2 separate regions of the Homo sapiens genome follow, and region 1 is linked to region 2. Evidence: chromatin loops called from intact Hi-C (ENCODE). Cell type or tissue: dorsolateral prefrontal cortex. All regions are shown on one strand. Region 1 has its middle 44 kb from the start of NDFIP1. Region 2 overlaps NDFIP1 (Nedd4 family interacting protein 1).

What was found. A loop is a pair of places that touch in the nucleus more often than their neighbours do. Peaks named below come from ENCODE experiments on the same cell type or tissue, not always from the same donor. Only the 100,000 strongest peaks of a DNase experiment are listed, where the experiment ranks them.
Region 1: it touches region 2 in a loop (3-fold over the local background); 3 of 110 quality-filtered maps call a loop at or near these places.

Annotation. Positions count from the first base shown.
Region 1 is chr5:142,063,079-142,065,578 of GRCh38, forward strand. No RefSeq gene overlaps it. Among named protein-coding and RNA genes, the nearest start is that of NDFIP1, 44 kb to the right of the region's middle. In dorsolateral prefrontal cortex, a CTCF peak has its summit at 1,132; DNase peaks (open chromatin) are centred at 1,023 and 2,443; H3K4me3 peaks cover 1,654 bases; H3K27ac peaks cover 2,500 bases.
Region 2 is chr5:142,143,096-142,145,595 of GRCh38, forward strand. It overlaps NDFIP1 (Nedd4 family interacting protein 1), which reads left to right. Exons shown (of 8, transcript NM_030571.4): 7 at 1,476-1,581. The coding sequence ends at 1,579. Among named protein-coding and RNA genes, the nearest start is that of NDFIP1, 36 kb to the left of the region's middle. RefSeq lists an enhancer at 2,283-2,372. In dorsolateral prefrontal cortex, CTCF peaks have their summits at 1,007 (motif pointing left), 1,206 and 2,420 (motif pointing left); a DNase peak (open chromatin) is centred at 2,396.

The DNA.
Region 1 (2,500 bases), 80 kb before region 2:
AATAGTAATAATAGTAATAAAATTTAAAAATTAAAAGAAAAGAAAAGCTGCTGCAAGGAGAGGAAAGGAAGCTGACGTCTGAGAGGGATGCAGAGAGAAGAGACGATAACTGAGTCTTGGTGACTTTCAGGCCTCAGAGCTCCAGCTGCAGCTCTGCCCAGAGCACCCTTTTCCCTAAGCTGCTGAACTTTGGTCTCTGCCACTTGCATCCAAAGTGCCCAATGGACACCAAGCACCTCCTCCTCACCCCCTTCATCTGGTGAACCCCTCTGGCTGGAAGTGGGGAGCTTGAGTGAGGACAGAAGCAAGTGTCCATCCCAGAATTGGGGTCCCTCATTTCTTTCTCTTCACCGTGCTTAACATGATCCAAAATTACATGTATTTACTTAATTGCTTACGTGTTTACATTGATCACCCCTGCACCCCCCAAAAATGTAAAGTTCCATTTTGTCTTGTTTAACTTGGTATCCCTAGTGCCTGGCACATCATAGGTGCTCATGAGTCATTGAATGAACAAATGAATGTACAAAGAAGATGGCTTGAAATCAGACCACTGAGACCCCCAACGAGGTCACAATTGCAGGAGAAACATCTCAGTGCCAGGCACTGAGCCTGGGATGTTTGAAATTTCTGTGCCCAAGCTGTGTGCCCTTTGGGGCGTGTGTGTATGCTGGGTACAAGGCCAGATACACAATCAATGCTATAGAAACCACAGATAAAGGGCCAGGGAGCTGAGTGTGACAATGGGCTGTTGGGAGAAGTTCCATGCAGATTACAAAGGGTTCAGAAAGGACAGGGGCATTGAAAGGCAGCTGTAATTAGAAAGCATAGGCATTCAAAGCTGCCTGGAGGTCAGAGGGGCTGGGCTGGCAGGCTGGGGAGATCGGGCAGGAAATGGGCACGGAAGCCCTGCAGTTCAGGGCTGACATAATTGGACAGAGAGCGGCAGCCAGTTACCATGGTAACAGCCAATCCGAGTGGCCGCGTATGTGGCAAGGAGTCAAGGTTTCTAAAGAAGGGGCTAAAAATGCTGCCTTTGTTCCCACTTTGAGCGAGTTGCCATCAGATCCCTGTGGGGGTGACGTGGCATGGGGACAGAGCCAACAACTGCTAGCCACCATGGCTGGGAGGGAGCCACGTGAGGACCCAGGGGACTGGCTGGGGCTGGGGAAGCTAAATATGTCATTCCATGGAGCTGGCTGTGCCTCCCAACATAAAGCAGCGGCCAATGGCCTGGGATTCAGAGTCTGAGAGTCCAGGGCTCAGATTGCAGCGTGGCCTCTTAGCAGCTATGTGACCTCAGTTTCCTTACATACAAAATGGGACTACTAACACCTTTTTCGCAGGGCGGTTGTAAGGATGGAGAGAAGTGATGCATGTCACACATTCACTTAGTGAGTGGTAGATGCTGTTGTTGTTATTCTGACAGACAACAACAGCAGCTCCTCCAAAAGGCTCTTAGCTTCTGGGGAGTAAAAGGCAGGTTTTGCTTCTTCAGGAGTTTCTTTAGGGGTACCAAAAAGGCAGTTGATAGAAACTAAAAAACTCCAGGAGGTGACCAGCTAGACTAACCAAGTGGTATTTAAAAAGAAAACATTCTTTAGGCAGGCTTGAGAGCTGTGAGATATCAGAGAATCCTGCTCCTTTGTTCTTTTGTCCAATTTGTGGGCCTGGACAGGACACAAAGACAAGGCCATCCCTCCCCTCTCCTTCCACAGTGCGGAGAGAAAGCAGAGAAGATCCTGACATGAGTGCTTCCTGAGACTTTTTTTTTTAATTTTTTTTTTTTTTTTTTTTTTTGAGACAGAGTCTCTCTCTGTCCCTCAAGCTGGAGTGCAGTGGCGCGATCTTGACTCACTGCAACCTCCACTTCCTGGGTTCAAGCAATTCTCCTGCCTCAGCCTCCCAGGTAGCTGGGATTACAGGTGCAGGCTGCCACGCCCAGCTAATTTTTTGTATTTTTAGTAAAGACGGGGTTTCATTATTTTGGCCAGGCCAGTCTCGAACTCCTGACCTCAGGTGATCCACCTGCCTCGGCCTCCCAAAGTGCCGGGATTACAGGCGTAAGCCACCACGCCCGGCCTTTTTTTTTTTCTTTAACTTTTAAGTTCAAGGGTGCATGTGCTGGTTTGTTGCATAGGTAAACATGTGTCATGGGGGTTTGTTGTTCAGATTATTTCATCACCCAGGTATTAAGCCTAGTACCTGTTAGTTATTTTTCCAGATCCTCTTCTTAAGATTTTCAAGTGAGGAAGTGAAATGAGGGTGGAAAGGCAGAGGAGGGTGCTTTGCTTAGAGACCAGGACAGGTCAGAGACAGGGCATAGGCACAGCTGTGGACTGACCACCCCCTGCCTCCCCAGCCAGAAGTGCCGGGAAATGCAGACATCCCTATTTGGACTCTGGTGCAGTCCTCTGTTGCTATGGCAACTCAGGGGCTCTGTGGTTGGTGGAAGAAGGCAGTGGCTGTGTGGAAATCGGCATTGGAGGCAGCAGCTGTG
Region 2 (2,500 bases):
CTGGCTGCTCTTGAGCTATAGTTAGCCTATAGTTTATTTGTTCCACAGTTATTTTTCAAGTTTTTTTAAATTAGTTGCCAACATTTTAAAAATCAAAATTATTTCACATAAAACGCCTGAATGTTTTTACTTTTCTTGAAAGTTGGAATATCAAGAAAAGCTAGCCTACATTTCACATGGCACCCTTTGGCTGGAGCTGAGTTGTTGCTGTCTCCTCCATACAGGTCATGTGCCTTCCAGTTCAGTAAGATCCCACCACCATACCCCAACTTAGTATTTGAAGGGGTAACCCCTGCTCAATAGTCACTTGTTGCTTTGGGTCCCAAACAGAATGATGTTCCCCAAGCTCAGAGCTGACAGCTCTTGGTTACTGCTAAAAATCAGTTCAACTGTCCAAGTACCATTTTCTACCACTGAGTATCCCAGTAAAAGTATTTAAAAAAAAAAATGTGCTAAAGGCTCAGAGACCATCTCTGAAAGAGGAAGGCCAGGAGGAGTATCTGAGTTTCCACTGGAGGGGCATATCACCTCTCTGCTGACAGTTTTAGGAGGTACAAACTTTTGTGAATGTATAGATTCTGGTGTAGTCACACAAAAAGAGTCTTACTAAGAATAGAGAAATAGGCTGGGTACAGTGGTTGACACCTATAATCCCAACTCTTTGGGAGGCTGAGACAGGAGAATCACTTGAGCCTAGGAGTTGAAGGCCAGCCTGAGCAACATAGCGAGACCCCTATCTCTACAGAAAATTAAAAAATTAGCTGGGCATGAACCTGTTATCTTAGCTACTTGGGAAGCAGAGGCAGGAGGATCATCTGGGCCCAGGAATTCAAGCTTGCAGAGGCTGTGATCATACCGCTGCACTCCAGCCTGGGCAACAGAGCAAGACCCTGTCTGTTAATAATAATAATAATAATAATAATAATAATAATAGTAGACAAAGTTTCAAGTTGAGACGATGAGAATTGCTGTAATAGATAAGGGGATCCTGACATCTAGTGGACAACATTATATACTGTCGACAGAAAAAACAGCCCATGACAAGGAAGGTTACATTTTTTCTTTTTACTTGAGAAAAACACAGTTATAACCTCTTTTTGTTGTTGTTGTTGTTGTTGTTGTTTGGAGTTCATTATCTTGGAATGCTTTTTTGGAACTCAATAGGTAGATTTTGATGTTTCTCAATGAGGCTTTCATATGTAAATGTTTGGCTCCATCTTATTTTTTATTTCCTTTTTAGACCAATTCAATTCTGAATGTGCAAAAGACACTATTGACTCTTACATTATACCTTCTCATTGAAGGATGGATAATTTGGTATGAAAATCCTCTGCAGATTCTGGAGGAAATTGCTAATGTTTTGATTACCTTTAGCAGAAAAATAACAATGTATCGCTATCAGGAGAGGGATTTCTGGGGAGGGGACTTAACATGGAAATTATAAATTCATTCATGACTTTTCTTTTTTAAATTAGGCTTTCTCCTGTTTCTCAGAGGATTTATCAATTATGCAAAAGTTCGGAAGATGCCAGAAACTTTCTCAAATCTCCCCAGGACCAGAGTTCTCTTTATTTATTAAAGGTATTAAAGAAAAAATTTATTCTAGTCCCAGTGTAACCATGTGCTACATTGTAGATTTCTGTTCAGTTTTAGAGTAAGTATCTGTGATAGGGGCATATAGAGAAAGTAAAGAAGGCACAGTCCCTGCCTTTTAGCAGTTTCTTGTCTAGTAACAGGGATTTTTACAAAAAGCTATTGATAAAGTCAAATTAGAAAAACTGCCATAGGAGAAATCATTACTTCATGCTTTGACAGTGTGAAAGAGGCAGGGGTCTTAGCAGTCATCAGAAAGCTGGGATATTTGGCTGCTTGACTGAATTCCAGCATCCTGAAGCCACTGCTTACTGTTGCACCAGTTCCAGAGGATGACATTCAGAAGGAACCCTTCAGGCCTAATCACTCATCTCTGCCCCTAAATCCCAGAACCTGGAGAGACTGTGTAGTACTTTAAGAACTCCTTTTGTCTGGGCTGCTGACAAGCCCACCAAGTCTTCCATCTTTTAAAATTGTCATTGAGGCTTTCCCCATGGCTTTCTTCAGGTTGACATTCTGATACCACTCTAATGTGAGGAAGGTCAAACTCAAGAAAAGAGGAGAAAGGACCTTTTCCCTTGCCTAGAACAGGAGGACTAAGCCCTGCCAAGGCTCTTTGATTCACACATGATTTTCCCCAGAGGCTGACACTCCATCTTACATCAATGGCTGCCTGAAGGAAGAGGTAGAGAATCTTGAGAAAGAGTACACCAGAGAGAGCTCTCTGTGGTAGCAAGTTCTAATAGGCTTTCTTGGACTTGGCTGTTTGTTCCTTGGGGCTTTGGGGACTGTGTTAATCATAGAGTGGAACCTTGAGCACCACCTAGAGGCCAGTCCAGTTGAAGGTCTTAGGCAAAGCATTATAAAGGATAGGTGGTGTAGTTCAGATAAACTTTACATGATAGTG